Regions from separate parts of the Homo sapiens genome. Here region 2 is linked to region 1. Evidence: read pairs that join two places in POLR2A ChIA-PET (ENCODE). Cell type or tissue: OCI-LY7. All regions are shown on one strand.

Evidence for each region. Peaks named below come from ENCODE experiments on the same cell type or tissue, not always from the same donor. Only the 100,000 strongest peaks of a DNase experiment are listed, where the experiment ranks them.
Region 2: POLR2A ChIA-PET joins it to region 1 with 7 read pairs; 10 of 35 experiments call an interaction of 5 or more read pairs at or near these places.

Annotation. Positions count from the first base shown.
Region 1 is chr13:74,024,126-74,029,125 of GRCh38, forward strand. All of the region lies in intron 1 of KLF12 (KLF transcription factor 12), which reads right to left. Among named protein-coding and RNA genes, the nearest start is that of KLF12, 110 kb to the right of the region's middle. RefSeq lists an enhancer at 2,678-2,757. In OCI-LY7, no CTCF peak of the experiment used is centred here; a DNase peak (open chromatin) is centred at 2,846; H3K4me3 peaks cover 2,874 bases; H3K27ac peaks cover 1,827 bases.
Region 2 is chr13:74,127,832-74,132,831 of GRCh38, forward strand. The region is part of intron 1 of KLF12 (KLF transcription factor 12); the gene reads right to left. Among named protein-coding and RNA genes, the nearest start is that of KLF12, 4.1 kb to the right of the region's middle. In OCI-LY7, no CTCF peak of the experiment used is centred here; DNase peaks (open chromatin) are centred at 2,130, 3,580 and 4,510; H3K4me3 peaks cover 4,848 bases; H3K27ac peaks cover 5,000 bases.

The DNA.
Region 1 (5,000 bases):
CAATAGATACACTGTCATATACAGGGTTATCACATAATGGCAGTACCATATTCTAATTTGGGGGATACTGTAGAAGAAATAAGCTTTGTGGAATTAACCACACCTCACAGACAGATACATAATCATCAACTATATTTCAGGAGAAAATACATTCTCAATTCCAACTTCATGCTCTAACAAATATCCAACAAAATAGTAAATTCTCCATGGCTTACCAGCTTAGTTGCCCATCTAATGGTTTATGTATTTGATTGTACTCACTATATAGTTAATACAGAACATTTGTTTCCAATTTAAAAAATGAGTATACGCATCATTCTGTCATGCTCAAGAACTTATTTTTGATACACTAAGAGCCCTTAACAGTAACAGCAGCAATCAGCTGGACCACTGCCGAGAGAGGGCAGGCATGCACACACAATGAACACGTGGAGTGAAAATATTTTTCACCAAAATAGTAATTCCATAGGTACAAATTAGTTAGGCCACTGATATTTGTGTCTTCTTCAGCTTCAAGTATCCTATAAAATAATTGACAATATTAACGAGTCTGTATTATTCATTTAAATATTACTTTAAGAGAGATAGGCAACATCATTTGTGGAAGCCACATTTTGTTTCTATATATGCAAATGCACTTGAGGGGGAAAAAGTCTCTCTAAAACATAGGAAATTAGGAGAAACTCCAAGTAATCTAACAGATTTTCACTTATTTCAGCTTTAATATACTTCAAATATTTGATACTCTACAGAAACCACCCACCTCTTCCCTGACACTTTTCAAACTTTAACCACCCACTGTTTTCCTAACTATGTTAAGTTCTCAACATAAATAAGCCAATGGAATCTCCCTTTATAACCAGCTCAGAGAGAAAAAAAATCTCTTCTATTTACTAAGCTGACAGGTACTTTGATCTCTCACAGACTCATTCAGGTAACAATGTACATATGACAGAGTTTAAAGAAAGCAAACTCCTTTGGAAATTTAAAGTGTCTTAGAAGTCATGAACAAATGCAAATAAACTGAAAATGCAAAGGGGCTGTATCTCTATCACTTGCCTTTGCTTACTTTGTTTGACAGCTATGTTTCAAAGTGCAAGCAAGGAAATAAATCCTTCAATTTGGCTGTGATACTTGGAAAGAAGCTTAAAGCAGTTTAATAACAGCAGTAAGATTAAACCATAATTCTACAAAAAAAAAAAAAATCCAAAAGGTGGCAAAAGGAAGTGCCTTTATGCAAATGTCATTGCTTCCCAACTACTTCTATTTTCTAAGGGAAGAAGTCTCTGTTGCTAATCGACTCATAAAGTGTCTGAATATATCTGATGCTCACTACTGCTATAGCTTCAAGGTCATTTTAAGGTTCTTAGTTTCGCTACAAGTGGGTTGTGAACATTAGTGAGTTACACATGTTGGACACTTTGGTTTGTTCAGAGTTAAAAAAAAAAAAAAGAAAATCAGTGAGTAGTCTAAACAGATGCAAGAGTTCTGGCACTCCACTGCATAGGACATAATCATCATTTACTAACATATACTGAGGTAAGAAAGGTACCCAAGGGAATTTAGAACTGTCCAGGTTTATATACTGCCTTTTTATAAACAGTCACTGTCGTAAATATAATGTAGATTATATTGATGAATAAAGTAAATGAAACACATTTGACTGACTGGATGACATTACCAAATGACTGCAGATATAGCTAAATGATGAGCCCAGGTAGATACAAAGGCATCTTAACTTCCTCCGACTTGACAACTGTCAGATAACCACCTCTCTAGAGTCCCCATAACAGGCTGAAAACATTATTTGGTAAAATGCAAACAATTAAATAATTTGGATTTGCTAAGATTTCTCTAGTGAAACAGTTGAGTTTTGGGTACCCTAACTCACAAACTTGACATTATTAATCATCATAATTTATGCCAATTATGGATACAATGTGAAATGTCAATTTCCTATTTTTATTATAAAGATCGATTGCACATGGATTGCAAATTCATTACATGAAAAAATTAACTCAAGATTTTGAAGAAAAAAAAAAAAAACCTTTACCTTGGAGGAAAACTGGGTTCAAAAACTTAGCAATACTTCAAGTACCAAAATATATGTGTAGAAAAATAAAGAGGGATGGAAGAGGAAAAAAATCAGTTATTTCATTTCCAAAAAAGTGAAATATCTGCAAATCAACCTCTTTTTAGTTGCATGCTTCTCTAATAGAACTGTATGTAATTCCTTTATGTAAAGCCTAACTTATATAGTGAAAAAACATCACCTTGTATTATACATTTAAAAATGGTTAAACTAAAATTTTAAGTTGTATTTCACAATTTAAAAAGAAAATTAAAATAGTGATATTTAAGGTTCTTCTATTACAAAATAAGGAAGGAACAGTTTTCATCTTTGTAAGTTACATATGCATGCACATATTTCCATGTTAGATACAGTTACATGACAATATATAATGTTTTAAAAAGGGTTAAAATAGTACATTTCTGTTACATGTATTTTACTATAATTAAAAACAACAAATACCTGATTTGGATTCAAATATCAGTATCATTCACCTTGATTTCTATCCAGGGTAATCTGAAAAACATCGATTCTAACCTTCTGTAATTTGTGTTCTAGAATCTACTTACATCAATCTTTAAATTTTTTGACCACTCTACCTCAGTCCCACAGGAGACCAAAAGGTAGGAAAAAGATTCCAGGGCCCCATTTGTGCTTCAAGTCGATCAGCTAGTCCCACGGTGAAGTCAGGTGCCCTGATACAGCTTTTCAGGTCTTTTCCTGTGTGAATCACCACCTAGAAAAGTCAGGGGCCTGCCTTTGGTTTCTAACAGGAAATGGTGCCACTGAAGTGCAAATTCACACGGTGGGGAAGCTGCAGGGCTGGAGCAACAGCAGAGCAGAAAGAGCCAGCAAGTTAGACAGTGTTTCTCTTAAAAATAGAGTAGAATAAAGAAGCAGAATAGAAAAGAACAATGGGAAAGAGATGCAGAATTAGTTTGACCTAAAATACGAATCAACTGCTTATCAATAAGCCTTAAAAAACAACCTACCTTACAGCTTGCCTGAGAATTTGTGAAGAAATACGAAGGCAATGAGAACTCAAAGTGTAAAGCTACTTCTTTCATATCTCCATGTCTTCTTCTCTAACTGTCTTCTTTTCTCTGTAGTTCTCACACTTCCCCCTCTCCCTTTTTTCATCATCTAATTCTACAGCTCAAAGAAATCCCCCCACTTCGCGATGTCTGTTCATTCAACATGCATACATTTTGTCTTGGGAGCGGGGGGAGAGGGGTAGGTATGAGTGGCATATATAATTGTTTTTAAAATACTAGGGTCTGTTCTATAAATGAAGCAAAAGCAAGCTAAGGAGGAAGACAGAGTATAGTCACCTTTAATAGTAAAACTCAATTAGGCTTTAACAGTAAAACTGAAGATAAAGGTTCCACTCAGGCTATTTATAAATACCCTTAAAACCAAAAACAGTGGTTTCTAATTCTACATGTAGTGACTTGGGCTTCAGATACTTAAGAGTTTAAAGTAGATGGCACATTAAGAAATCAGCAATTGAATCTACAAGATGGAAATACATTTTAAAGTTTTTTGGCCTCTTTTTTCTTTTTTACTTCAAAAACTTTAAAATTTTCCCATAAGAGTTTCAATTGTGACCATACACATTCTTCACATAAAAAGTCAACAAGATGCATTAAAGAGTCTTTTTAATTTAGTTTCAACGTGTGCTTTATTATAACTGTACTACCAATTCCAAATTATTTCATCACGATTACCCACTTTAATCCAAAACAGTATGTCAACAATTATTTCTGTCCCTTGTAAAGAAAGAAGAAGAAAAAAATGAGATATCACTTAACATTGATTGAATTGGCCAATTTAATAGCCATTATATCCATTGCTAGAAAGTGGCAGGAAGAACCTTATTTATAGGTTGCCTCTGGCAATACCAACTATCAGAACTCCTTTGAAAGGCACTTTCCTTTCAAGAGTCAAAAGCACGTTGATAGTCTTTGACCCAGTGATAACATTCCTAGATTAATCCTACAACAACAAAAAAAGGAAAAACTGTAAGTATAAAAAGTGCATGGAAACACGATTTATAATCTAAAAACTGGAAATAATTTATTACGAGGAAATAGCTGATTTAATTATGGTTGAAAACTGTAATGGACTAGCATGCTGCTATTATAAACTACATTTAAGAAAAATGGAAAAAAGAGCTTATTTTGCAATATTAAGTTAAAATGACCTGCGTATGCAGAATAATTAGTAAAGTATACAAAAACTTCTATCAAGTAAATGTGGTGGTTTCACTAGAAATATTTAGCTTAATTTGTATTACTGTCATAATTTCATAACGTTTTTCTAAGTACTTATAGCTACAATATATATACATATTTTATAATCCCTAATATTTTTAAACATTAAAGTAGATTCCAAATGGCAATATTTATTGAAAGACTATAAGGATTAGTAAGGTCATATCTAGAAGTTCTCTTACTATGATAAATATAAGAAACATGGCTCTTATGAGGAAAATGCTTCAAGTTTTAAAATGTTTACATTAGTAAGATTTTATAATGCATCTAGGTGCAGCAGAGAGTTACAATGTGTAAGAGAAGGAAGACAAGGGAATCACATCATTTTATAAGTTTAAATTAATATAAGAAAAAGAGAAAGAATTTTCAATTTTTTTAAAGGGGCATACCTTATATGATCAATTAAAAAGATCTAGAGAAATAGCAGTAAAAACATATGATATTAAAAAAGGTTTGCAGTTATCACTATTAATAGTTAATATTTACCATTGAGTACTAACTTCCAGATGCCCTGCCAGATAGTTTACATAGTTCCCTTTTACATAATTCTCAGTACCACATTACCAAGTAGGTAATTTTGGTAACCGTTTATTTTATAAATGAGGAAAGTGAATCTCAAGTTAAAAACATAACTTGCCCAAAAGATTACATGGAGG
Region 2 (5,000 bases), 100 kb after region 1:
TGACTTTTAAGCCATAAATCAGACATAGCTTAATCAACACAATCTTGATTTAACTGGGGATTTGCAGTTCAATGTACTGCTTGAAATTATAGTATATCACAAATTTAATAATTCTATTTTTAAAATTAAGGGCATTCTTTTTAATGACCAGTTGATAGAAGCTTCAGGTGACTCATTAAAGAAGTAGCCTGCAGATTTTCAATCTCTAATCATTGTTCATCTTTATTTTCAATTTTCTGTAAATGATCATGTGAACTGTAATTTCATGTGTTTTTCTTTTGACAAGCTTGGATACTTCACCTGTATTATATAAATGTTAATAATCAGTAACTTTTATACCAGCTACGTTGAAACTTTTTAAGAGTGACTTTCTCAAGGTCACAGAGCAAATCTCTGGTGAGACAGGAATGGAATTCATGACCTTTGACTGCCAGAGTTTTCTACCCACACTCGGAAATTCCTTCCCCATAAGTGTAATTTATATGCTCACTTTGAGAAACAGGAAAGTTTATCCCTTTCAGGGGAGGGCAGTGTGGGGGCGGTGGAGGTATGGCTGGAGTGCTTTTCCTATCAAATCAGTTGCCACACAAGAACTTTGTAGTTTTACAAAGTGACTTTTGGCCACATTACCCCATTTAACCCTCACCACAGCCCTGTAAACTACATATTATTTTTTCCATTGTATAAACTCAGAGAGGTTAAGAAATTTGACCAAGGTCATCCATAGTTAGCAAGCAAGAGAGTAAGAATCGAACTGAGATATTTCTGCCACTGAAATTAGTTGTGATTCAAGGATGTATCATCTTAGAGGTTACCATTCATTGTGAAATGAAGGAAGGTTTTCTTTACATTGTTTTCGAATAATTTAACTTGGTTGCCATTTAGGTTTGTTTTCTTTAAGGCAGGGTTGTTTTTCTTTTGTTACAAGTTAGCTCGATAATTTCAAAGTGAGCACAGTATTACTAAAGATAGAATTTTTTTTAAAGACTGTTTTTCCCCCTTTTTTATACACACGTGTGGCTTTTTACTGTATTTCTCGGTCATGAAATTTTACTGTAATTCTTGCTCTTGTGTATGGTGTGTGTGGGTGGGTTATGTACTAATATAGATATAGACTACAAAAACACATGTAAAAACATATAAAGATAAATACTAAATATACACATACACATATAGATATATAAGATGATGAATATATATGTATATACAGTATGTAGTCATTCTTCAGTACCCTTGGAGGGTTGACTCCAGGATCCCATCCCACAGCAGATACCAAAATCCATGGATGCTCAAGTCCGTTATAAAAAATAATGCAGTATTTGCATATAACCTGTGCACATCCTCCTACATACTTTAAATCATCTCTAGATTACTTACAATCACTTATACAATGTAAATGCTATATAAAGTTATGATTTTATTTGTATCATTTTTATTGTTGTATTTTTTTCTTGAACGTTTTCAATCTACAATTGATTGACTCCCTTAATGCAGAACCCACGAATAAAGAGGGCCAACTGTATACATATACATCATGCCAGGAATTACTGTGAAAGGCCATATATACTGAGAAGCATGGCAAATGTCACACTTGGGACACAATTCATGGCTGTCAAAGCCAGCAGGTAGTTATCGTGGTAGCTTCTACAGTCACTGATAGTGGTGGGGAAACTATCCCAAAGGTCTCCTAATTTATTCCACTCTCACCTTCCATGCAGCAGTACAGCAGTAAGGGCTTCCTGCTACTTCTGCACCAGACAGCAAATGTGTTTGGAGCAGTCTAATTATTACACTAATAAATATTCAAAAATGTAGACCATGAGAGTAGCAACAAAAGAAACACATGACTTTAAGTTGAAAAAAAAAAAAAGACAGGAAGAAAGACCATACCAGAGCAGAATTCTTTGGGTGAATATCCTGTAATCTACTGCCGACCAAAACAAATTTTTATGGAGCAATAAGACTACTCAAGTAGCCACTTTATGACAATAAACACCCAAAACGGAAAAATCCTTTTGTAACATAATTACTGACAATATAGAGAGAAAGTAACCATTTAATCCACAGCATGTGTTCTCTACCACAAGAACTCAATAGCTGACATCAGATGGGGTGTGGCCGACCTAGGCCCTAAAAATGAATTCTGGCGGGTGGAAGTCAGGCAGCTCTCTGGGCTGGGCTTGGGATCCAGAAACTTAGCAGGTCTAACAGAGCCTAAGACTGTTGACCTTCTGGGCATAGGGCAAGGCCCATCTGTTTACTTGCTTGCTTTTGGGAGGAGTGGTTGTGGTAGATGAGTTAAGGCTGTGGTTATAGGGCGTTGCCAGTGATTTAATTTTAATATTTTTACCCTTACATTCTGTACACAGTTAAAAGTTCAAAGCTGTGCATAAATTGCAGGCCGAAAAACAAGTAAGTGTGAGTTTGAAAGGAAAAATAAACACTGGGCAAAAATATAAGCCATTTCCAGTCTATGATCATACAGTATTTTCAAATAGAAAATGACAGATAAGCAACTACAACCTATTTCAGACTTATTTTAAAAATTAAACTTGTAGCCAGCGCAGTCGCTGATGCCTATAATCCCAGCACTTTGGCAGGAGGTTTGCTTGAGGCCAGGAATTCAGGATCTAGCCTGGACAACACAGTTAAGACCCCGTGTCTACAAAAAAATTTTTAGCTGGGTGTGGCAGTGTGCACCTGTAGTCCTGCCTACTTGGGAGGCTAAGGTGGGAGGATCCCTTGAGCCCGGGAATTTGAGCTATGATGATGCCACTGCAGTCCCGCCTGGGTGACAGAGTGAGACCTCAACTCAAAAAAAAAAAAAAAGCTGTTTTCTAAGCAGAAAAGGTAATAATGGTGTTGATTTTGAATAAAACTGTCTTGGGATTTTAGCTCATGTTCATTAATCAGCATGCAAGTGGCAAGCAGAAAAACTTATAAACAAAAACTTTTCAAATGAGTTTGTGCCATTACTAGTTTTATAGTTTAATACACAATCTACAGCTAGATTTATGAACTTGACTGCTTCTCTCACAATATAAAGAAAACAAACCATTTGACACTCCAATTTAATGTGATCATTGTAATATTATTAATTTGCAAAAACATAAAGTCCCATGCTTTCCATGTTGTACAATGGAAAAAATGTCCAGGACCTCTATATGTTCATCTACTTAACAATATGCCTTCACTGGGTAAGGTTACCCCAAACTCTAGATTAACCAACACTGGCTTGAATTCAAAATGCTCTCAGCATAGGCCTAGAGGCCTAAGCACTTACGTTGTCTCTGCAGAGATAAAACACACCTATATTTAAGGCCAAATTATTTCAGTAAGTTGATAACAGCCTGTTTCATGATATACTGTAACATCTAAAACTCACTGGAGCCTGTTAAAGTGCATACTTTCCCTGAACAGGAGTCAGGGAAAATATCCCTGAGCAACATGTATATTTTCACATGACCAGAACACGATGGATATTACAGGCCAGATGCATGTTCTTCAGAATGAACGTCAAGCATCCCGATTTGTTCTCCCTTTGGCCTGGGGAGAGTGAGTACACTAGTGTTTGCAGACCTTCCCTTTCAGCACACACATAGGCTGCAGCTGTAGTAAACAACCACCAGCCAAGAGTTGCTAAGGTCAAGGTCTCAAATGCTATACCAGGACCATTTACTCCCAAATGATAGTCATTGCTGTAAAAAGAACTTCTGGGGAGTGGGAGGTGGAGAATATTAAGGACTCATTAGCACAACAATTTTTTTCAATAAACAGTAATAAAAAGCATTCCACAATAAAGTTCAGCTGACTGCATTGCTAAGTAGTAGATAAATAACTGAAGGTTTTCAAAAATAAACAGAAACCCTCAAGAATGTTTTGTTTAACCTGACATAGCCATGTTGGTTACATGGTCTTAGTTCAAAATTATGAAAATTTTATGTGAAAACATTTCAAATTTCAAATTTTCCCAGTACATTTCATAATAGTTATTAAATTGGCAGAATAATAAACTGCTTTCCTAATTTTTATATGCTCAAATTGCTCTTTCCCCAACTCAAAGGAGCTTAATATATTCAATCTAGTATCAAGACCCGTCTGCAACAATAAAGATATAACTTACCCAACTGAAACGTCTGTCCTTCAACATCCTATTTCCACTATGCTTCTACAGTTTGAAATTTTCTAACCTAAAAGTATACTCCTTTATCGGAACCAATTTCTATGTGGTCTTAAAAAATGCACACAACATGTGAATGAGGTCTGAGAATAGCACAAGCAAGCTTTTTTCCTTGAGGGAGGGGGGGTCCACTGTTTTAAATAAATGTCAGTTCTAAAAGCGTTTCTTAGAAGACGGTATACACCCACTCCTCAAAGTGACCACTCCTATTCCCATCACAAGCTGCTTCTTGCTAAAAGCCACCAAATTTATTTCAAAGCATTTACTTATCTAAACAACTCTATCGTCCAGTAAGAAAAGGGCATGGAGGCGTCTAGGTGGTTTTGCAGAATGACGTGTATTTGATTGGCAGATGTCTACCGAAGTCACTAGATGCACACGCACTAAATGTAAATAGAGTTGCTCGTCTCTCCGATGTTACAGGGAAACAGAGAATCTTAACGCTGGTGTAAAATAAAATATCAGAGTGCTCGCCGAGAATTCCATTAGCCAGTGGAATTATCTAAAACAATCCATACAGAACGACACTTTAGCCATCTATACAGTTAAATTAGAGTGCTGACAATACTAACTACGCAAACTGTTTATCCAGATTACACATTCCGTTGTATTAATACTCTTTAACTCAACACAGTCAGCTTTTATCAGCTGAAATAAGACTATTACTATTAAAGTATGCAAAACTCGAAGCGCAGGGTGAAGGGGGTTGGGAAGCTGCAGGGCATATAACAAAGGAATTGGTACTTTTTCCAAGCATTTGCCTCAAATGCACTGCGAAACAAAACTGTTGAGTGCACCCCACCCTTTTCCCCAAAGATAA